Regions from separate parts of the Homo sapiens genome. Here region 2 is linked to region 1. A link is an interaction called in ENCODE POLR2A ChIA-PET data of the cell type or tissue named here. Cell type or tissue: PC-3. All regions are shown on one strand. Each heading gives the region's core, and the rest is flanking DNA. Links, peaks and the distances in the headings are about the cores only.

Evidence for each region. ChIA-PET counts read pairs that join two places held together with the same protein. Peaks named below come from ENCODE experiments on the same cell type or tissue, not always from the same donor. Only the 100,000 strongest peaks of a DNase experiment are listed, where the experiment ranks them.
Region 2: POLR2A ChIA-PET joins it to region 1 with 5 read pairs; 2 of 35 experiments call an interaction of 5 or more read pairs at or near these places.

What each region holds. Positions count from the first base shown.
Region 1 is chr9:128,909,543-128,915,462 of GRCh38, reverse strand. The region is part of intron 3 of LRRC8A (leucine rich repeat containing 8 VRAC subunit A); the gene reads right to left. LOC101929291 (a long non-coding RNA gene) reads left to right here. Exons shown (of 4, transcript XR_007061808.1): 2 at 422-470; 3 at 5,225-5,419; 4 at 5,523-5,920. Among named protein-coding and RNA genes, the nearest start is that of PHYHD1, 8.5 kb to the left of the region's middle. RefSeq lists an enhancer at 4,938-5,721. In PC-3, for the core only: no CTCF peak of the experiment used is centred there; DNase peaks (open chromatin) are centred at 2,832 and 3,702; H3K27ac peaks cover 3,017 bases.
Region 2 is chr9:129,463,121-129,468,536 of GRCh38, reverse strand. No RefSeq gene overlaps it. Among named protein-coding and RNA genes, the nearest start is that of LINC00963, 23 kb to the left of the region's middle. In PC-3, for the core only: no CTCF peak of the experiment used is centred there; no DNase peak of the experiment used is centred there.

The sequences.
Region 1 (5,920 bases), core at 574-5,573:
GTCCCAGCTACTCGGGAGGCTGAGGCAGGAGAATGGCGTGAACCCGGGAGGCGGAGCTTGCAGAGCCGACATCGCGCCACTGCACTCCAGCCTGGGTGACAGAGTGAGACTCCATCTCAAAAAAATAATAATAGCCTCAAAGCCTAAGTGTACTATGCTTAATTTATAAATTAAACTTTATCATAGGTACCTGTGAATAGCAACGAACAGAACATATAGGGTTCTGCACTACCTGCAGTGCCAGGCATCCACGGGGGACCTTGGACCACATTCCCTGAGGATATGGAGCAATTACTGTTAACAGACGACACCCGTATGCAGCTTAATGTGTGGCAGGCTCACTGTGAGCACTGATACTATTAATTTATTTAACCAGCAAACTACCTATAAATATTCTGTCAATACTCTTCCAATTTTACAGATGGGGTAACTGAGGCCCAAAGACGCTGACTTGTCCAGAGGTTCAGCTGGTAAGTGATGGAGCCAGGATTTGAACCCGGTTCAACAGCCCATGCTCTGGTGAACCGTCCACACTGTTAGCGGAGCAAGGAGCAAACAGGGGGCTGCAGTGGGTTCGTGCTGTCTCCTGGCACACAGGAAGAGCCTCACGTATGCCAGCTTCTTCCCTGCCCTGCTGCGAGGAATCAGCTGGGGCCATGAGTTCTTACTGCGTGTAAGTAAGGCCATGAGTTGAGCCTGCCCGTCCCGAGGCTGCCTCCTTCAGATGGGATGGGCAGGAGGGCAGGAGCCAGGAGCCCTGGGCCTTGATCCCAAGTGAGGATGATGGGGAGATGGCACAGCAGCCCTTCTGAGCTTGCTCTATCACCGCCCCCATTTTCCTGCCAAGGAGACTGAGGCCCAGAGAGATGACACGCCACTCGTCTGAGGTTGCAGCCTCTCCGAAAGGGTCAGGAGAGGATGTACGTCTTATTTCCTCCCACTCAGAGCCCATGCTGTATTTCCCTTCTGCCAAATATGGCACTCAGTTACAGGGTAACTCTGGAAGTCCCTCCCTCTCTGGGCCTCAGTTTCCCCATTTGTAAAAGGCACAGGTTGGACTAGAAACTGAGCTTGGACACTCTGTGGCTGAGGACCGTTTTGCAGACTCGGACCTCAACCTCACGGGCACCTGCTCTCTCCAGCCGCGTTTAGAGAAGGGCCCAGGAGTTCCTGGGGAGCAACGTGGCTTTCCCAGCAGGGAGATAAGCATGGCCAAGGCCCGGCAGAGTGCTTTTTCTTTTTTTTTGGGGGGCGGGGGCGGGGGACGGAGTCTCACTCTGTCACCCAGAGAGTGCAGTGGCGCAATCTTGGCTCACTGTAATCTCCACCTCCCAGGTTCAAGTGATTCTCCTGCCTTAGCCTCCCGAGTAGCTGGGATTACAGCCGCATACCACCATGCCCGGCTAATTTTTGTATTGTTTGCAGAGACGGGGTTTCATTATGTCGGCCAGGCTGGTCTTGAACTCCTGACCTCAGGTGATCTGCCCGCCTCGGCCTCCCAAAGTGTTGGGATTACAGGCGTGAGCCACCATGCCCAGCCCAGGCACAGGGGGTGCTTTCAAAAAGGCTCCTAACCTGTGTATCCTACACTGCCACCACTGTGACCAAGGATCAGGAATGCATTTGGGGTTGGCTTTGAGGTCAGCAGGGGCTGAAGGTCAGAGGGTAGACAGGAAGTGGGCTCTGGAGCACCCAGGGGCCAGAGCCTTCCCAGAAAGACCCCACTCCCACCCCGTGATCTCCTCTGCTGACACATGCAGTGGTCAGGGACAGTGGGAAAGCTCTGGACAGCGAGTGGCAGAGCTCGGGTCCATATGGAGCCTGGCTCTGGAGCCCCCTCCCTGAAAGGCCTCCTCCCCAGAACATGCCCTGCTCTGAGCCAGGGAGCCCTCTCCAGGCCCCAGAGAGAAAAGGGGAGGTACTCTCAGTTGCTCGGCTCCCACCACAGCCACACCCATCCTCTGGACCGATCCTTCTCTGCTGGATTGTCGGATTGTCGCCGGCCCGTGCCCTGGAGGCTTGAAGTTGGTTCCCAATCCCCCAATTGCACCCTCTCCTACCTCCCCAGAGACTTCAGTGGGTCCCCATCGGCACTGAAAGGCCTCAACTCGACCTGATCTTTGAAAAGGACAACTCTCTCAGGAGGCTTCCAGGGCCCCAGCGTTGTCCTTGGCTCTCTGGCCTTCCTGACCAACTGCAGGAAAGCCGCTGTCTCTCTCCTCACTCTGCCTCCATGACCCTGTCCACCCTTAACTCTCTGGCCAAAGTCACCAGTTCCTAATCCAGCCAACTCCCCAGGCCCCATGTGCCCCACGCTCTGGCCTCGCCCTCCTCTTCTGCAGACTCCTGTCCTTCTCCCTCTCTGCTCTCCACAGTGAGCAAGTCAAGGACCCATCTTCACCCATGAGCCTGGAAAGGGTGACTCCTTGGGCTTCAGGTGGATTCAAGATGGTCCCTTGGACATCCCAGAGCCCCAGACACCTGACATGAGACACACCTTGGCCTCTGAAAACCTGTGCTTCCTCCAGTCTCAACAATCCACAAAAAAAAGCTCAAGTCACTCAGACCACCCCCACCATCAACTCCCGTCCCTTTGAATTCCCCCTCCAGCGTCTCCCAGATCCGTCCATGTCTCTCCATCCCTACCTGCCTTGGCCACGCCAGGCCCCGTGGCCTCACCTGATGGCTAATCGTGGTCTCTTAACAGCTCTCTTCCACCTCCCACCTCTCACTCACCCCACCCCACACACTACCGCAAGAGGAACCTCACGCTGCAAGTCAGCTCATTCCTTCACCCACTCAATCACTAGGAATTCGGTAAACACTTGCTTGAACAAAAGAGCTAGGTCTTAGTCATCAGAGCCTATGGGCTGGCAAGGGATCGGCTGTTAAACAAATGAAGAGACAATTGAAACTGAGGTGTAGGACAGGACCCCCCTGCCATCCACACCCCCCCCCATAGCCCCACCTCTGCTCTCCAGGATGCCCACATTCCTGGGCAGCCCATCTCACTGCTCCTCCCCACCAGAACCTCCTGGACTGTCCCTTTCCCCTCCACCTGGCTTCCTCCTCCTCGTTCTTCAGGGGCCTGTTCCTCTGTGTTCCCAGGGACCTGGTGCTCCAGCAGAGCGCCTACGCACTGTGCTAACTGCCTCGTTACTTGGCCTTCTTCATCCCCATGTCCCCGGCGCCTTGCTCCATAGCTGGATTCTAGAAGTGCTCAAAAAACATCTGCACAAAGGCCAGGCGAAGTGGCTCATGCCTGTAATACCAGCACTTTGGGCGGCCAAGGTGGGAGGCTTTGAGGCCAGGAGTTTAAAGACCAGCCTAGAAAACACAGTGAGACCCTGTCTCTACCAAAAAAACAAACAAACAAAACATAACAATTTGCACACATCAGTAAACGAGTGAACGAATGAATACTGTCTTGTCAAGGCTTTCATTAGCAAGAGTATAAATCTGGAGAAACAGCACGCAAGGGCGTGGGCAGGCCACGCCCACCCCTCCTGGTCACCACTGGCCAAGGTGGCTGAGAAGGAGCCATCAAGCCCGAGTGAGGAGGAAGAGGGGCTCAGGCCTCCCACTCAGAATGAGGGGCCTGCCTGGGGTTGGCCCAAGTGAACTGTTTTCCCTATTAAGGCTCTGGTGTTCCAGGGGGTGGGGACAGGATGTGATTAAGCCATGTGCTAAACAGGGTGTCCAGAGGGTCTCCTTCCTCTGGGACAGCGTGCTTGCCGCCAGCTCCTTTCCTGAGGGGTGACCTCAGCCAGCAGGCATGACACTAACAGGCAAGCTTGGCGGGAGGAGCTGGGGGTGGGGGACAGGATGGGGAGCCAGGCTGGAGGCTTGAACCCTCCCCCAACCAGGAGGACAGCCCCAGCACAGCACCCGGGACAGGGCAGGAATGGCAGGAGCTGTGAGGAAGTCCCAGCTTATCAAGGGCAGCACTGTGCTATGGGGAAGCCACAGGGTCTCCCCCTCCACAGATTAAAGAAGGGCTGGGTTTGTTCTGTGCTTCCCAAATGTGGCTTCTCCCCAGGGGACTCCAGTTTTCCTATTCAGTGGGCCTGTCCCGAAACTACAAGAGAAAACCCTGCCCTGGTCCACTCTCCCACTGTGCTCAAGTCATAATATGGGGTGGCCGGAGATAAGGACTTGTCAAAATCCCTGATACATGTGGGTTGCAGGTTGCTCTGCAGTAAGGGAGCCCTGGGGAAGAGGGGAGGAAGGCTTCCAAGCCAGCAGGCATCTGGAGGGCCTGAAGCATCTAGTCTGAGTGATGCTGGAGAAGGTGTGTCCTGTCCTGGGGCCCAGGAGGACAGACAGGGCATTCCAGGGGCCACCTCCCTCCGTGCCTGAGGATACTATAGACAGACCGGGCATTCCAGGGGCCACCTCCCTCCGTGCCTGAGGATGCTATAGACAGACCCTGTTGGGAGGACTCAGCAGGTTGGTGGAAGGAGGACAGGTGCATCATGCCTGGCACAGGGCGAACACAGAGCAGGTGCCCACGAAACCAACAGGGACTGCACCGTGGGGCTGCTGCATGGCAGATGCACCCAACAGCAACAACCGAACTAAGAAACGCGGGTTGCCACACGGAGGCTGCAGAGGGGAGGGTGCTTAGTGAAAATGCTCTATGAGCTGCACGCTTTTTATAAGCAGGAGTGGTTTTCCTATTTGGCTCACTGCTGCTGGACCACCCTGTAAGTAAGTTCCCCCAAATAAACCCCATGTTTCAATGGCCGGCTCCAGGGCTCTTCATTTTACTTTGAGACTGGGTCTCACTCTATTGCCCAGGCTGAAGTACAGTGGTACAACCATAGCTCACTGCAGTCTTGAACTCCTAGGCTGAAGCGATCCTGCCTCAGCCTCCCAAATAGCTGGGACTACAGGCACATGCCACCATGCCTGGATCATTTCTGTATTTTTGGTAGAGATGGGGTTTCCCTATGTTGCCCAGGCTGGTCTCGAACTCCTGAGCTCAAGTGACCGCCCCACCTTGGCTTCCCTAAGTGCTCGGATTACAGGTTTGACCCACTGGGCCTGGTCAACTCCGAGTCTCTTCTTCAGCCTCCTGAACCTGGTGGCATCCCTAGTGAAGTTCACAGGGGCCCGGCACGACAGCTGCTGCTGTGTCGGGGGCAGAAGGGTGGCTGGCTGGGCTCTCCCTTGTCTCCCAGCGCCTGGCCTCAGGCTTCCTCCACCACATGTCTCACTACAGGAATCTCCACCTGGATGTGAGGCCCAGGAAAACCTGCAGGTCCCCAGGACGGGTGGAAGAGGGACGTTCCCCACAATGGCAGTGGCTTTGTTTCCATTTCGGAGGCCAGACCACAGAGCCACAGGAGTACCCAGCCCTCCATCCACACTGCCTGCCTCCACCAAGGGGCCCTTGGATGGGGGCTTCCCCAGCCAGGTAAGAGACTGGCACCCACAGACCACCAACAGTCTTGAAAGTATGTCGAAGGTGTGGCCTCCCAAACTCCCAGTGACAATGATTTGCACAATTTCCTTTTCAGAAGGGCAGGCAGAAACAAACTAGCCCCATCTAGGCCCAACTCTGCCTCTGACACCACCAAATGCAGTGGAGAAAGGTGTGTGGGAGCTGCAGAGACCATCCAAGGCTTCCCCTCAGCCAGCACTGGCCACCCACACAGTTTCTGTCCTGGGTGGACCCGGATTGGCTCCTTGCCTCCAAGTCCGACTGGGAACAAGCTGAGGAAGACACAAACTCCAGGCTAAGTCTTGACTCCCACCACCCGGCTTTGCGAGAGAACCCCCGGGTTTGGACCTCCTGCCCAAGCACATCCCTGCTGAAGAGGAACCCGGCTCAAGGTCACCTTGGGGGACAGACCTTGCCTGGCCATGCAGTCTCTCCAGGCAGGAGAACTGCAACATTTTGGAGCAAAGACAGGCC
Region 2 (5,416 bases), core at 417-5,416, 550 kb before region 1:
CACTTGCACACAGTTGTACACTGTGCACACACCTACACGAGACACACATGCACACTTGCACACATATGCACTCCCCACCTGCACACATGATGCACACTGCACACACACATGCACACATATGTTCACACATACACACACCCACACCTGCACATGTGCCACTGGTGTTGCATTCTGTGACCACCCACTGGCTGCAAAGTCAGAGCCTTCTCCGACCCTAAGGCAGCGGCTGCCAATTTATGTGCTCCTTCACTCAGGCACCTGACAACAATGCACACAGGCGAGCAAGAGAGGCCAGCACCTGCCCTCAGGGAGCTTCCTGTAGGGCAGCCCCAAGTAGTTCAGGTTTCAGAAGCGTTTTGAAGACTGCAATGATGGAGGGAAGGCAGAGCATGCGGCCTGGGCCAGATCCTTCCTGGGAGAGGTGACGTCCAAGCTGAGATCTGAAGGTAGGGGCAGCCCTGGGAAGAGCTGGGGACACCTAAGTGGCAGGAGTGGCAAGTGCAAGGCTGGAGGAGAGGAAGGGGCGGAACTGTGGGAAATAGAAGGAGACCAGGGGCTGCGAGGAGGAGCAGGTCAGTGCTGGGAGATGACCTCGGTGGAGCCTTGGGTGGGGCCGGTGCCTGGACACGCGGGGCCTGACGCAAGCCCAGTGCATCTTTAAAGGGTCCCTAGGCTTCCCTGGGGCTGCACTGAGGAGGTGGGAGGGAAGAAGGAGGCAGGACGCCCAGGGAGGCTGGTGTCCTGGGAGAGATGGTCCAGCTGTACTTGGGGGTGGCTGGGGGGAGAGGGGGGACAGATTTGGTGGCAGAGGGAGCAGGACTTGATTATGACTGAGTATGGGGGGAGGGAGTCATGGAGGACCCCACATTTTGGGAGCTTAACTTTTCAGCACTTGGAACCAAGGAGCGGGTGAGGTGAGGAGGGCAGGGGGTTGGGGTGAGGAACCAGCCATAGGCTGGGCACCCCCAGGACTGCTGTTCCACTTCTCTTCTACAAACTCTCCTGGGGCCTGTGGGCTCTGACCGCTGCCACCCCCCACCCCCTCATTCTCCTGTGTCCGATCAAGGCCCCGTGCAGTGTTTGCTCAGCTGCCAGGCCCTCTGGGGCGGGTGGCTGAGTCTGTCCATCTGCATCTACCCGTCTCAGAGACGAGGAAACCTAAGGAACAAGAATGGGGGGCTGAGAGAAACCCCCACCACCCAGGGCAAGGCCCTCCTCCTCTGCGGAGCTTGGGATGCCTCATCCGGGAAGTGGGAAGTCCAGGCCGAGGCTTCTGTCCTCTGCTGGCTGCAGGCAGGGACCCCATGTCCTGGGACTTGGCCCCAGGACTGCCAGCTGTCTACCCATGAGGCCTCCACCTGCCACAGACCTGTGGGTTTCCATCCAGTGCAGCTCCCCGCTGCAGCCTAAGAAGGGCAGTTCTAGGGGCAGGACTGTACTGAGGAACCCAGCAGAGCTGTGGGGACTCAGGGCCATGGAGAGTCCCCCTACCCACTTCTCTTCTATGGGCTGCCTCAGAGATGGCCCCCCATCCAGCCCATGGCCCACCCTCTTTGACCCTCACTTTCTTGTCCTGTCAGATCTACCCTCTATACCTTCTTTTTATTTTTATTTTTTTTTTTTTTGAGACAGGGTTTCACTCTGTCACCCAGGCTGGAGTGAGTGCAGTGGCACCATCACAGGTCCCTACAGCCTCAACCCCCTGGGCTCAAGCGTTCCTCCCATCTCAGCCTCCCAGGTAGCTGGGACTACAGGACCACATCACCATACCTGGCTAATTTTTGTATTTTTTGTAGAGACAGGGTTTTGCTATGTTGCCCAGGCTGGTCTTGAACTCCTGGGCTCAAGCAATCCTCCTGCCTCAGCCTCCCAAAATGCTGGGATTATAGGCGTGAGCCACTGCGTCTGGCCTACATCTTTTTAATCACTTCCCTTCCCCGACTTTTGCCGCCCTGGTCCAGACCCCCATTATCATCCAGATGTCTGCAGCAGCCACCTTGGTGGCCTCCCTGCTTCTGCTCTGCCCTGCAATCCTTCTTCCAAAGGATAGCCAGAGCAGTCTTTCTGGAAGGTGCTTCTGAATATGTTACTTCCTGCCTAAAACTTTCCATGGCTCCCCATGACCCCTCCCACCCCGTGGGATATTGAAACGAACATGCCTGCAAGCCGTGTTCTAATGAGTCCTGTTCCTCTCGCCCCAGGCCTTTGCGCACACTGCGTGCCCCTTGCCAGAGCATCCCACACCCTCAGCCTGGTTGACTCCTATTCAAGCTTTGGGTCTCAGGTTAGACCTGCTCTTCTAGAAGCCTTTTGTGCTCCCTCCCCCTAACAATAGGCAAGGTCAGGGGCTGCCTCCAGCCTCCCATAGACCCTGGTGCCCCCATTATACCCCTGACCACACTGGGCCCGTCTTCGCCTCTGGTGCCTCTCCATGCCTGGCACACAGTAGGTGCTCAGGAAGGAATTGTGGATATCGCCTTCCCTCCAGGGAAGGGCGGGGGGATTGCTGAAAAACAAGACCTGCTCAGACCTCCCGGCTACATGTGGAGGGCAGAGAAGGAGGGGCCCTGGAGCTCACACCAGAGACACAGCTCCTGCGTGGGCAGGACCTACATTCCTGACTCGGGAAGCCATTGAATAATAATTGTCATAGCAAATGGAATTCCTCATCTATATGTTCCCAACACAGTTCCATGAACGATCTTGATCCATCACCACCAAGGGAGGAGGTGCCTGGAGGGCACTGCCCACAGAACCCCACGCCCTGTGCTGAGAGCTGCACCTGCTCAGGCTCATTCTGTGCCCTTATCACCCCCACTTTACAGAGGAGAAAACCGAGGCTCTGCGGGTGGGTGACTCGCCCCAGGCCGCTGAGTCACAGTGCGGCTGGGATGGGAATCCAGGCACTAGCCCAGGCCTCTGGCTGCCCACGTCACTGCCCACCACCTGGCCGGCTTTGGGCGCTCCACCTAGACTCTCCGGCCTCAGTTGTTATTCTGTAAAGCGGACATCTGAATAATAATTAAGATTTGTGAAATCAGCTGCTCAAAAGTGCCTGGCAGGTTAGTGTGATGGCAGGCAGTTTTCAGAAGAGGAGGTTCAGAGAGGGGCAGCGAGATGGCCGTGGTCACAGAGCATGGGCATTTGGGTCAGCCTCTGAGGGGGTGGAATTTGGTGAGATCTCTGTTAAGCTTCTCTCTGAAATCACAGGCGTGGGGCTGGCCACGTGGGTGGGCCGGTTCAGCCATGTCATTGGAGAGAGTCCAAGAGGCTCAGTGGTGTCAGGGCTGTGGCTTTGACGGGAGGGGAGGGTGCATGGCCACTCTGCTGGTGAAGGGAGCTTGGAAGGGGGCCATGGAGACCCCAGCCACTCCGAGGCCAGAACCCTCCTTCTTGGCAAACGCTACTGGGTCTCAACCTAGCGCTTTATCCTCCTCCCCTGGCACAAATCTGGGAGGCGCTGGTGTGAGCCTCAGCTGCAGGAAACGAATCTAGAGCATCTGCAGCCTGGCCCAGCCCTGTGAGATGAGCTGGGATGGGACCCCAAGGTGGGCTCTGGGCTGGTCCTGCCATGTCACCTGGCCCAGTCATGCCCCTCTCTGGCATGGAGTGGGAGCTGGCCAAGCCCCTCCTGGCCTGGTCCCTGTGGGAATCTTAGTTCAACCCCATCCCACCTTGCTGGCTCCGGTGGGGGATGGGATTGTCTGTAAGGCAATAAGGGCAGCTGGTTCTGGGGCTTCAGAAAATCCCCTCCTCTTCAAGGCTTCATTCTCTCTTTTTCTTTTTTTTTTTTTTGAGATGGAGTCTTGCTCTGTTGCCCAGTTGGAGTGTGGTGGTGCGATCTCTGCTCACTGCAACCTCTGCTTCCAGGGTTCAAGCAATTCTCCTGCCTCAGCCTCCCAAGTAGCTGGGATTACAGGGATGTGCCACCATGCCTGGCTAATTTTTTTTTTTTTTTTAAGTAGAAACAGGGTTTCACCATGTTGGCCAGGCTGGTTTCGAACTCCTGGCCTCAGGTGATCTTCCCACCTCGGCCTCCCAAAGTGCTGAGATTACAGGCGTGAGCTACAATGCCCGACTGAGGCTTCATTCTCTAATGAGCAAAGGATGAAAACCGGCTGGTCAAAGCTGTTCATAATTACAGCTCAGAAAACCAAGAAAATAGCCCACGCTGGCTCTAAACTTGAGAGAAGGCCCCAGCCAGGAGCTGAGGGTGGAGGTTATGAAGGTCTCAACACCTCTGGAGAGCTCCTGGGATCCGCACCTGCCCACCATGGAAGAAGTCATCTCTTTGTCTTCCAACCAGACAGTGAACCCTGTGGAGGCAGGGGCTTTGTTCCTGCTACACAGGGGACTCCATTCACCTCCTGAGATAGTCACTGGGTCCCTGGGCTGTGCCTCTGTGCCAAGTGCAGGGGCTCAGAGAGGAGAGGCTGCAGGCGCTGCCCCCGGGAACCCACAGTTGGGCTGGGAAAGTTACCCAAAGGCTGAAAACTATAACACAGTGTGACAGACGCAAGGGAGGTGGACATAACCCAGACCTCCAAACACCGAGCTCTGTGTCAGATCTCATTGGGGGTCCTTACCCCCATTCACCAGACAGGGAATCTGAGGCTTACAGGAAGTAAATGGCAGTGAAGAGGGAAGCTGGAATTTCCACCAACACAGAGCCAACGCCACAGCCTCCTCCAAGCCGCATTCAGGGGCTTGGCACCCTCACAAGGCCCCGTGCTCACCCCTGAGCAGGTCCCACAAGAAGCTGCAGGGCCAGTCTGTGCCCTGCATGCTGCCCCCACTTCAGCCACAAAGGCCCTTCCTGTGGATTCGGGAATGTGCCGTAGTCCCACCAGCACAGGCCCTTTGCACGTGCCTGGAACGCTCTTCCCTAGGTTGTAATTGTCACTGTTTGTCTCTGTCACCCCAGCCAGCCCACGAGGATGGAGTTAGGGCTTGTTCCCCCCTTATTAACCCAGGGAGTGGCCAGGCCTGGCACGGAGCAGGGGCTCCCCTTCTGATGGGAGGCCATGAAGGAGTGGTGGAGGTCGAGCTGAAGCAGCTTTGTCTTGCAGTCCTGCAGTCCTACAGTCCTGTTATCTGCCCTGGATCAGGCACCCATGATTTGCCCAGGATGGAGCCGAACAATTTACCAACACTGTGTAACTGAATTCTCAGAACCAACCCAGGAGGCTGGTACCATCCTTCTTCCATTGTCATGAGTGAGAAATGAGGTGACCCACCCAACATCAACATGGTAGAGCAGGAATTTGCTTTTTCAATGTATTGAGGCATAATGGACACTGGATACCTGCACATATTTAAATCGCACAGCTTGATGAGCTTTGGCACAGGTGCAGCACACCCCTAAAACCATCACTACCATCAAGACGGTGAACACACCCACCCCCACCCCACCCCA